3 separate regions of the Homo sapiens genome follow, and all the other regions are linked to region 1. Evidence: chromatin contacts called from ENCODE Hi-C or POLR2A ChIA-PET data. All regions are on one chromosome and are shown on one strand. Each heading gives the region's core, a stretch centred on a gene start or an enhancer-like site at or near the end of the contact. The rest is flanking DNA. Distances are from core to core; before and after follow the strand shown. Region 1 overlaps LOC105374928 (a long non-coding RNA gene). Region 2 has its middle 55 kb from the start of ADTRP. Region 3 overlaps NEDD9 (neural precursor cell expressed, developmentally down-regulated 9).

Region 1 (3,876 bases), core at 414-2,913:
TAATGACTATCACAGTTTTCTCACCCCTTCATCTGATTAACTTTGAGGCATATTCTACCTCAGTACTTTACAAACTTTATCATTTGGGGATCCTGTTAAAAATTCACATCCTGATTCAGTGGATTTGTGGTAGAGCTTCAGATGATGATGATGATGATGATGATGATGATGATGATGATGATGATGGTCCGCTTTGAGTAGCAGGCTCTACACTGTCTCTCAGAATTCCCCAGTGGAATTCAGCTTCATTTGCCCTCAGTGGTAACTTTCTTGATTATTCTCCTTTGGTTGGTTTTCTTCTCTTGCCTGTTTCTCACTTCTCTATTCCCCTACTAGTGTTTCCTACTTGCATGTGAATTCTTATTTCAGGTTGCTTCTGGGGTAACCCAAGCCAAGAATATGCATCTATCTATTTATCTATCTGCTCACCTATCCATCCATCTATTCATCTACATCTATCCATCCATCCATCCATCCATCCATCCATCCATCCATCCATCCATCCATCCATTTACCTATCTATCTAGCTATGTAATGCATTCATCTATCTTCTATTTATCTATTTATGTAATCTATTTATCTATCTTATCTATCATGTGTCTAATATATTCATTTATCCACCTATCTATTCATCTACCTAATCTATTCATCTATGTATCTACTATTTATCTAATCTATTCATCTATCCATCTATCTAATCTGTCTACCTACTTACCTACCTATCTGGAACATAGCAACAGAGCACAGCCTCTTAAAAAATCCAGTAAATTGAAGAGCTGAAAGAGAAAGAATGAAGACATACTGGAGGGGGTGGAAAGGAAAAGTTGATGACTACCACCTAAAGGGACTTTTTCTTCCTCCTTGTGTCATTTTCAACAGGATGTGGTATCATGGAGCTCTGGTGAAAGAAGAGACTAGGCAGTTAGCTATGGCTACATAAATGGGACAGCTCCAGAAGTCCATGGAGGGATCCCCTTTCTACTAGGAAAGATGGGCAAGGACTTTATGCCTGATTCTATTATTCAGGGCACATTGCTGACAGGGTTGGCCAGTGAGGCCATAGAGAGAAGGCAGGCCAAATGCTAATCTTGGAAAGGACGGAAATCAGCATAAGCAGAGAGACACAGGGTGAAGTGGTAGCGGAGAGCGGATGCCACAGTGTGTGGGCTTGTGGGTCAGCCCTATTAAAGGGAGGAAATCAGTAAATGGGCTTGCAGATGGTTACCCAAGATTTCTTCATGACTTTGTGCAGCCTGTACAATGTATGCTCCTTATCTTGTGGGAGTGTAATTGAGAGCCCTGGACTTCCTCAGCTCAGATCCCAACTCTGCCACCTCCTGGTTATGCTACCTTAGCATGTGTATTCAACCTCTTTAAGCATCGGTCTTCCCATCTATGTAGTGGGGACAGTAATTCCTATTTCATGGGATTGTCATAAAAATTAAATGAGATATTTTGTACAAAGTGCTGCCTTTATTACAGCTGGAGGATAAGAGAGCAGCCCTGATACTGTAAATATTCCCAAGAATGATGAGGAAATGACGGTGGACCTTTTACTTGATTCCAGCGTTATGAACACACACACACATACACACACAGATATAAGCACACATATGTTTAATAGCATATAGGTAGAAAGCCACAGGAGCGGTAATACCCTGATTATGTAAATCAACCCCAGCTCTAACAGCTAAAAAACCCTACTGCTGCTCTTAGCTATGCATGAAATCACCCCCATGAAACTTCTTTGAATAAAGCAAACATCTGTTCTTGGTGGAATGCAAAAGAGAAACTTTATTTGAAGTTCCTGCTTCCCCTTCTCATTAAAAGTATTTCGAGCACTATTAAAATAGTTTCTGCCAAGAGCACTTTTTGTGCTCTTCAGTTTCTTAGGTTCACTGGCCTGAGAACCAGCATTCAGCATTCTTAGTCCCACCATAGCTGGGAGTCTGGGGTCTGGGAAAGGGATAGAGTCAGTTTGTTTTTGCCATCAAGACCCTCTGATCGCCTCAGATGGTCTCACCTGCTATTGCTTCTTTCCCGTCCTGACAGGTTGATATTCTGGAAGCAAGATCTTGGAAGGCCAAGGACAGGTCATTTCTTAGGACTGTGCAAAAGAGAATCAGTCTTTACAGTAAGCTATTTGATTCTAGTAGTTCTTTCATCTCAGTCTTTTGAAAGCAACTTCCCCTCTTTAACCAACACCTGCCATGGCCTCTTCATGAGCCGAAGAAGGTGAGTGCTGATGGAAATCCCAGATGTGGCCAAAACTCCCCAGCAGCAGACAGGTCAAAGGTCTTTTGTACCCTTTCCCGTAACGGGTGGCACTTGATCTTCAGAGTGGCTTACACTGTTCAAGAGGGTTTGAATCATAAGACATTTGGGGTTAAAAAAAAAAACCTGTCATTTTGCATTTTGATTTTTGTAGAGCCAACTACAACGTATTTGAAAATTGTGTTCTTGAAATAAGCCTGTAATAGTAGGTGTCAAAAGTATCAGAGATAAAATGTCTACTCTTTTAGTGGCGTAAGTTGTCGTTGTTTCAAATTACATTTCCTTGTACTATATGATGGATGTACTATGCACACACACTTTATCACACACGTGTGTGTGTGGGAGTGGAAATGTGTAGGTAGTCAGAGAGGGAAGAATAAAGAATTCATGCTAATGTCTAAATAAATGAATTAATTAGTGAAATAAATAGATTCCTGTTTACACTATACTACAATTTTTAAGGATAACCAGTTGTTAATTAATACACTGGACTTGAAGGAGACTCATTTGTGTTGAAACATGAAATGTTTGTCCTCTCTCCTTCTCCCTCCCACCTGGAAAACATGAAAGATCTGCAACTCACACATACTAGTGTAATTTAAACACACTTTGAAAGAATTGATAGGCTGGGCGTTGTGGCTCACGCCTGTAATCCCAGCACTTTGGGAGGCTGAGGCAGGCGGATCACGAGGTCAGGAGATCCAGACCATCCTGGCTAACACAGTGAAACCCCGTCTCTACTAAAAATACAAAAGAATTAGCCAGGCGTGGTGGCAGGCACCTGTAGTCCCAGCTACTCGGGAGGCTGAGGCAGGAGAATGGTGTGAACCCGGGAGGCAGAGCTTGCAGTGAGCCGAGATTGCGCCACTGCACTTCAGCCTGGGAGACAGCGAGACTCGGTCTCAAAAAAAAAAAAAAAGAATTGATAGGCAGCAATTCTAACCTAAAGGGTTCATATTGAAACCACTGATCATAGATATCTGAATAGGTCCTAATTAATGAGAGAGTGCAACCATTTTCTGCTTGAGGGAATTGCCCATGTTCCAGACTGCAGACTTGACATTCACATGCCATGAGAAAACATGGATTCAAATACAGAGACCCTAGGCTATTTCCTGGAGCTCCAACGATGTCATCAGAAACAAAAATGTTCCATTTGACAACCATGAGATTTGACACTATTGACCTACATGGAAGTTTTTAACACTGCCACTCATTCTGCCATGTGTAAAGGGGTTCAGCAGGGTGACCTCAGGGATGCATACATGCATTTTCTCCACACGTCCTCCTTAATTCAAGGATCATATCTGTGGCTCCCCTAGCAAAGAATCAAAGGCCAAAGGTGGGTGGCCCAGACTCTTTCTCGTACTGGGGAACACAGGCAACAGCTGCGGCATATCACTGAGCTTGGCTGCTGACAGGGAAAAGCATTGATAATTTCATCAGATCTCACAGATCAGAAACAACAGAATACCCTCCCGCTAATTGGTGGCCACCGTGACCGCTATAGTTGGTTTGATTGAAATCAGTATTTAAATGATATTTTTAAATTGTGGTGAAATACACGTAACATAAAATTTACCATCTTAACCATTTTTTTAG
Region 2 (3,876 bases), core at 853-3,352, 370 kb after region 1:
GCTGCTTCTGTCTCTGTCTTGCTAGGGTCTCGGGTGTTTATAGGCCCAGGATGGGGGCGTGGCAGGTCAGTGTGGTCTTGGAAAATGCAACATTTGGGCGCGAAGGCAGAAGTGCCTGTCCTCACCTAGGTCTGTGGGGGTGGAGCCCTAGCCAGGGGCCACGCCCTTCCTCTACCCAGCACTTCTCTTCCCCCACTTCCCTGTCATTTATAGCGACCACACTCTTCTCTTCCCAGCACTTCCGTATCAATATTACTTAAAGCTAGCTTTGAAAATTAGTTGTTTGTTCCTAGAAAGGGTGAAGGACACCAGCTCAGAAGTATTCCTGTTGAGGACATGTGAGATGTCGATGTCAGTTAATCTGTTCCACTGACCCTCAGATAGCCAGACAATTATCAGAAAATTCTTCCTTTTCACTGGTAGTAGGAAAAACACTTCCATGAACACAACTCTCTTCTTATAAAATCAGATGATTATTTGGATATGCTTAGTATCTTTTAAAACCATAGGTTAATATACAGCATAGAAGAAAAGCAATTTAAGAAAAGGGGGGCTCTGAAACTCCAAAGCCCTTAAGACCTTCTTGAAATCCATGGAAGAAAACAAAGGTGATGTTGAATGTATTTCATATTTGGAAATCAAATAATAAGTAAGGGTTCCCACTAAGGTCTGCTATATTGATAATCACTTAGACTTTTTGTGAGCTAAATCTTCTGTGGTTGCTACAGCAAACATTTATTGAATACCTTCTAAGTATGAGACTCAGTACTAGGATGTTTTAAAGATTATACAATTCTTATTTAAGATGTGATATATAGTGATTAAATCTCATTCACAAAAGTAGGGTTTTAGTTGTGCTTGAGCTTATATGTAAAGGTATGTACATATACATGTATGCGGTTTGTTCTTCCTATTTGCAAATGCCCATATTGGGAGAAAATGCCAGTGCCAGTCAAAGCCAACTGAATTGTTGTGCATTGACACATACTGAGAAAAAAAGGGCACAGCAACAAAAATGTTCTAGTCCCAATCAAGCGATAAACAAAATAAACAAAAGATATTCAAATCAACTTTAAAGAACCTGTTTTTGCTGAGTTTTGGAAGAAACATTAAGACAGTGGCTCAAGTTCCCACTTGAACATGAGTGTTTGTTGTTATTTTTAATGCTAGTTTTAAGGTTGAATTCATTAATGTCATGGTTTTGAATAACTTGAATTTTATTTACCTCTGGGCAGGTGAGCCTCCCTACAAATGACCATGATGTAGAAAACACTTGCACACATAGACATATGTGTCACATGGATGTATAGTACACTTCTTAGGTCAAGTTTTTTTTTTTTTTTTTGAGACGGAGTCTTGCTCTGTCACCAGGCTGGAGTGCAGTGGCACAATCTTGACTCACTGCAACCTCTGCCTCCCAGGTTCAAGCGATTCTCCTGCCTCAGCCTCCCGAGTAGCTGGGACTGTAGGTGTGTGCCACCACACCTGTCTAATTTTTGTATTTTTGGTAGAGACAGGGTTTCACCATGTCGGCCAGGATGGTCTCAATCTCTTGACCTCATGATCTGCCTGCCTCAGCCTCCCAAAGTACTGGGATTACAGGCATGAGCCACTGCGCCCAGCCAAGATTTTTTCAGTTCGCATGAGAGGGAGGCCTTTGGGGAGACAGGTGGATACTGAGCTCTTCTTGGTAACAGGAAAGCCATTAGAATAGGAAGCAGTGAATCAGGTGAAGAATCAGAGTGAGGAAGGAGCCAGTGAAGCTGCAGTGGGTCAGAAGCATAGTCACAGGGAGGTTGGGCGTTATCTCAGTGCATTTGCTATAAAGGAACACCTGAGGAATGGGTCATTTATAAAGAAAAGAGGCTTAGTTGGCTCACAGTTCTGCAGGCTGTACAAAAAGCAAGGTGGCAACATCTGCTTCTGGTGAGGGCTGCAGGGAGCTTCCATTCACAACAGAAGATGAAGGAGAGCAGGCATCACTTAGCAAGAGGAAGGGAGCAAGAGAGAGAGGGGAGAGGTACCAGGCCCTTTCAAACAACCAACTCTCAGGTAAGCAAATAGAGCAAAAACTCCTGCATTACCACAAGTGGATACCAAGCCATTCATGAGGGATCCGCCCCCGTGACCCAAACACCTCTCACCAGGCCCCACCTCCAACAAGGGATCAAATTTCAACACGAGATTTGGAGGAGACAAATATTCAAAGTAATCAGGAACTCTGGCAGAACTTCAAATGCCGAGAGTGGAATTTTGAGGTTAAAATTAATGGCCATGATAGTTACTAGAAGCTTTTGAAATATGAGTGGGTTTAATTATTTGACTGAGTTGATGTCAATAGCCTGAGATAGTAACAATGATGATTGTGTGCTGTTGCTGTTCTTCAGCCCTTCGCACTAAGGAAAGTTCTTCGAAGCCCACAGCCAGCTTGCAGGTGGAGAGGGCAGATAAAAAGAAAATGGTCATGAACATAAGCATGATTCTGCCGTTTTCTATGGCTCTGGACAGACCAGTTGCCTGAGATACCTCCAAAATTCATTTAGAAAGATGTGACAAGAAGGTTTCAGTGTTAGAACGTTGACGTCTAAGTTATTTATGGCAGAGTCCCAGCTGCCGCCAGAATTCCCCTTCTTAAAATAACCAACAGGTGGGTGACCTGGTCTTGAAGAACATTGTATCAGAGTATGCATGGGATACAATACTGCCTTCTTTCTTTTCTTGCTTAGGTAGTACTACCTTTAGCTAGTAATAAGACCCCTTGAATTTTGGAATTCAGGTATCAGAAAAAAGCTGCTAGCTCAGTGCCTTTTATATACACATAGGTATTTAATACATGTTTTTGCTTATCGATTGGTAAAAACTCCTAAAGATAGGTGCATGCTTGTGTGTGTGTAATGATTTTTAGAGATTATGGGTTTGGAACTGTCTTTGTTCTATTTAGATCAATATGATCATCCATTTATCTTGCTCTTCTTGTTTTTTATTGACTTTTTTCCTGTAATGTATGTACCAAAAGTATTTGCTGTTGCATCTTCTTAAGAGAATGCAAACATGACCGTGTTTCCTTTCTCTCAGAAAAAATGACAATTCATTTTCCAGAAATCATTTAAATTAAAATTGATGTTCTTTGGACATTAAAAAAAGGGGTGGGGCAGCATGAATTTTTTTCTTCTTGTAGTTTGACTGCTCACTGGCAAGAGGAGAAAGCCAGTCCTGAAGCCTGGGGTTGCTAGACTGGCCACCTTTCCCTCCTGTCTTTCAGCATGCCCTTTTAAGAGCAGGAAACATGAAAGGGTTTGGCTCAGACCCCAATTCCACTAAAGGCGTTATCCAATTGGCACTGAGGTCTGTCTCTGGCCTTGGTGGCTTCCCTGATGGCTGTAGCATTTGTTCCACAGCAATGACATTCAAATCCCGAGAGATGCATGAAAACACAAAAATAATGTGTGGTGAGGAAACAAGTCTCCTAACTGGTTCTTCAACAATCCTCCTTTGTGTCAAACCCAGATTGCATTTGGTTGGATGCAGGGACAATGCTAGGCCATGAAGAAAACAGAGATCAAAGGAGATGGGATTTCCAGAGGCTAGGAACAGAGGCCCTCCAAGCAAGAGAGGCACTCACAAAGTCAGTGAAGCTGTGGTGGTAATCTTGGTTGTAGGTGAGGAACCAGAACAGACCCCAAGAGTGGCAAGGGTCATTCTGGAAATGTACAGCTTAAAGAACACAGCTAAAATCTAGGGTAGATAGCAAGGTGAAACAGAGAGCCCATGAGCCTTGGAATCAGAAAATCAGAATTCTGGTCTTAGTCTGTCTCCAAGCAACTGTGAGTTCTTGGCCAGATAGTTTATCCCATCTGAGCCTCAATTTCCTCGTCT
Region 3 (3,876 bases), core at 755-3,254, 260 kb before region 1:
GCTGAATTTCAGCTGAAGACGCACACCAAGGTCTGGTTAAGGGGACCTCAAGTTTGGAAGAATTCTCCTAGGCATTTGTTCGGTGAGGCATTAAAGGAATTGCTACACAAAGGACATTTTTAAACTAATTTTCTCAATGAAATCAAGTCAGGTTTTTCATTTCCTTTCCCCCTCTGTTTGCTTTTTTTTTTTTCTACATTCCTTTCATTCTGTGCATTTATTTATAGTTACAAAGGCTTAGCCTTTGGAATTACCAAACTGACCTCTTAATTCATTAGTGTTGCCAGGAAGGGGGCTGAATTGTGAGGTCTCCTGGGGCTCTATGATCCAATGCTACTGCAACTGCTTTCGTGATTACCCGGCACAGGATTTGCACTTTCCATATGTGGATTTTCTGTCCCTAGGAGGAATCCAACCTTTCTCAGATGTTAGTATACCATTCTCAGTAACTAACGGGAGGGTCCAAGACAGAGACTTTGAGAAGAGCTATGAAGCCGAGAAGGGCAGATTCTTCCATTTAGAAAAGGAAGAATCCATTTAATACATCTCCAAGTCTGGGTCCTGGCAGGATAGGATCAAAAGCCCAAAGACTGGCGTTATGTTAGTTCTCTAATTAATCTGCTTACATAAAAACAAGGAAACAAACTCGAATTGCCCCACCCCACACTTTGATGGTGTTTGATCCACACTGTTTTGAGTCTCAGATCCTGGCGGCATGAGTTTCTGGAGATGCTTTTGACACTTTCATGCCTCATAATTTTGAAAGCCATGTATGCTGAAATTTTAAAGAGGAGGGTCTGTGTTTGGATAGCAGAGAGAGATAGGGAGGTCTGAGAACCAGCATGATGACAGTCAGCAAGTTGGATGAGAGGCCCTTGGGACTCTTTCTGATGTTTCTGCATCTGTGTTCCCTGAGCTGGTACCCATAGCAGAGCAAGGGTCCTATACTCAGATGCTCACGGACCGAGCAAGCAGGGTGTAGGGAAGAAACAAGCCAGGCTTTGGTGCCGGGGAGACAGAACTCCTTCTACCGAAAGAGGGAAGACATTGCGCCCTGTGTTGCCAGATCTTTCACGTTTTCAGAAGCCAGAAATTTGGAATTTTATGTGAAACCTGGTTTTCAAAATTGACTTAAATTTTAAAAACAGTGTCTTGGCCAAACTAAACGCGTCTTTGGCCTCCGGGCTGCCAGTCTTTGCCTTCATCTGTGTATTTTTGCCCTCCTTCCTCTTGGAAATCTTCTGAAGGCAGGGCCCCCAGGCTCTGCACCAACTCCCTCCCTCGGCGAGAACTGAGCTGTCCATTTCCACAGATGCCCTGCACGCCCATACCTCTGTGCCTTCATCCATGCCATGTCCTTGTCTGAGATGCTCTTCTTTCTTTCCTCATATTCAAACTTTAATTGATTTTCAAGGCCCGGCTGAATGCCTTTCCCCCACCAAGCCCTTCCCAAACAGATAATATGTCTCTATCCTTGGAACTCCCTGAGCCAGTGATCCACACATCTCTGACAGCACTTATCACTTGTGGTTTGACGGTCTTGATGCATCTCATCTCTTCTTCCAGCATTTTAAAGTCAGAGATCATTCCCTCTTCATTTAAATATAAACCACAGGGCCTAGTACAGTGCCTAGCAGAGTAGGTCTTGCATAATCTATTGAGTGATACATTAATCAACTAAAGGAAAACTGAAGGCTATTAAGCAAGATGGCGTGAGGTCTGCCACTACAGAATAAGCTTGGTTTCCAGGTAAGCCAGCTCTGGGTTAAGTAGAACCCATGGGATATGGGGCAGAACAGTGCCCTATCAGCCATGCATGGTAGTGTTGGGCAAGAGAGGGATCCAAGAAGGCAAGGGAATGTTAGGTGAAGTTGAGAAATCAGAAACTGTAGAAGAATGCACCCCAAGTTGGGTGAAGCCACTATTGGCAGGCAAGGAGGGCTGCTGGATGGTTTCCTTTTCCCCAGTTGAGCTCGTATGTGACATGAACACCTGGGTTCTTCTTAACCACAAGCCAGAAACATGTGGGGGAGTGTTTTGGAAAAGGGAAACCAAAACAAACCCTGCTTTTTACCTCAACATCAGAAGGAACATACGATTGCTTTAGTTCTGGGGATGTGTGATAGGCTCGTTTATGAGAAGCTGTGTGCCAGAGGCCATGGCCCCACTGGGTCTTTTTCTGTTGCTTATTGGAAGAATTAGGTCTGAAGAGGGAAGTAATTGACAAACAGAAGCTGGACTCAGGCAGAGCTGGATCTAAATCCCGGTTCTACCACTCACAAGCTATGAGAACAAAGGTTCCATTCTAAGCCTGTTTTCTCATAGGTAAAATGGAAATTATACTTCCCTCATAGGCTATATGAGTATTAAATGAGATCAAGTGCATAAAGTACCTGGCATAAAGCCATAATAAGCCTTAGCTATTGTTATTGTTATTGTAATTGTCACCTAGGCTATATAGATTTTACCTTTTGACTTTGACTTCCAGAAATCATGGACTAGGTAATTGAGATTAACCATCTTGCTGAAGACAACTTAAAAAAATGAAGAAAAGCTAGGAAAGATCTTTTTTTTTTTTTTTTTTTTTTTTTTTTTTTTTTTTTTTTTGAGACAGAGTCTTACTCTGTCGCCCAGGCTGGAGTGCAGTGGTGAGATCTCGGCTCACCGCAAGCTCCGCCTCCTGAGTTCACGCCATTCTCCTGCCTCAGCCTTCCGAGTAGCTGGGACTACAGGCACCCGCCCACTGCGCCCGCCACCGTGCCCAGCTAATTTTTTGTATTTTTAGTAGAGACGGGGTTTTACCGTGTTAGCCAGGACGATCTCGATCTCCTGACCTCGTGATCCGCCCGCCTCGGCCTCCGAAAGTGCTGGGATTACAGGCGTGAGCCACTGCGCCCAGCCGAAAAGATCTTCTTAATAGTGTCAAGAGTTCAAGGATAATAAAGAATTACTAGGTCAAACTTTGGGAGAAGAGTTAATAGAGGTGAGATTGCTTTTCAAGCCTGGGGGCATTTGCTATTTTTTGCTGATCTGAAACTGGTGCCTGGGAGGCTGTGCTGGGTTTTCTACAGCTTCTTTGGGTAAGGGGGAACATTGGACTATAGGGCTCACCAAGGCAGGGACCCCAAACCACCCCCGACTTTGGGTTGGAACCCTAAGGACTGTATCCAAAATAAGGATTAACTGGAAGTAAACCCACCCTTGCACAGGCTGAAGACATCAGGGTTGCCAGAACAGCTCAAAGCATGGAATCAGATGTATGCTTGCCTATGAGGCTGGCAGAAGGAAACAAAATTCTCTCTGGAGGCAGAGAACATCTTTATAGGCTTCACATTATTTCTACAAATGTACTGAAAATACAATGTCCCACATACAATCAAAGATAAACAGGAATTCAGGGGACAAGACAACAGGAACAAGACAAGCAACAGTCAATTCTTGCTTTCTAATGTGATAAGAATGTTATGTATGTCTTAGTAATCACAGATCTCAAGGCTGTTTCCTTTCAAAATGTTTTAGGATCAAATCATGGGAGAAATGAAGATTTAATCATTCCTAAATTTAAGTCAGATAGAAAGAAATCAATCTTTAGGAATGTATAGTGCTCAAAATGAGATCTACGAGGCAGTGAGAATTTCAAACCAAAGCAGCAAATGGTAAGAGACAGTGGTCCTTGATGATCATCTGTAGAGTTCTTGGGGTTACTGTTTTCTGCTGTTCGTATCAGTATTGGCATTATTACGGTTATCACCAGAGCAGCTCAAGACACGCCAATGGGAAACCCCAGGAGAAAATGTGTTTTTCCAAGTCTAGGAGATGAAGATATTTATCCAAGAGAAAGACGGCAAGCCTCCAAACTCAGGACACTTTATTAAA

Evidence for each region. A loop is a pair of places that touch in the nucleus more often than their neighbours do. ChIA-PET counts read pairs that join two places held with the same protein, here RNA polymerase II (POLR2A). Pooled maps may share reads with other maps.
Region 2: a map with no recorded cell type shows a loop between it and region 1 (5-fold over the local background). The contact joins two enhancer-like sites. A Hi-C loop is called at or near these places in 2 of 37 single-sample maps with no recorded cell type and 2 of 50 pooled maps.
Region 3: a pooled map shows a loop between it and region 1 (7-fold over the local background). The contact joins two enhancer-like sites. A Hi-C loop is called at or near these places in 7 of 50 pooled maps. POLR2A ChIA-PET finds 5 or more read pairs at or near these places in 2 of 52 experiments (activated CD4-positive, alpha-beta T cell and activated T-cell).

Annotation. Positions count from the first base shown.
Region 1 is chr6:11,459,233-11,463,108 of GRCh38, forward strand. All of the region lies in intron 1 of LOC105374928 (a long non-coding RNA gene), which reads left to right. Among named protein-coding and RNA genes, the nearest start is that of TMEM170B, 77 kb to the right of the region's middle. RefSeq lists an enhancer at 990-1,179. Within about 2 kb of position 1,664, at least 7 of the 41 ENCODE cell types and tissues checked have a DNase peak (open chromatin) inside an H3K27ac peak, as active enhancers do.
Region 2 is chr6:11,831,874-11,835,749 of GRCh38, forward strand. No RefSeq gene overlaps it. Among named protein-coding and RNA genes, the nearest start is that of ADTRP, 55 kb to the left of the region's middle. RefSeq lists silencers at 1,959-2,188, 2,036-2,226 and an enhancer at 2,449-2,748. Within about 2 kb of position 2,103, at least 3 of the 41 ENCODE cell types and tissues checked have a DNase peak (open chromatin) inside an H3K27ac peak, as active enhancers do.
Region 3 is chr6:11,197,072-11,200,947 of GRCh38, forward strand. The region is part of intron 2 of NEDD9 (neural precursor cell expressed, developmentally down-regulated 9); the gene reads right to left. Among named protein-coding and RNA genes, the nearest start is that of NEDD9, 34 kb to the right of the region's middle. RefSeq lists an enhancer at 2,159-2,208. Within about 2 kb of position 2,005, at least 4 of the 41 ENCODE cell types and tissues checked have a DNase peak (open chromatin) inside an H3K27ac peak, as active enhancers do.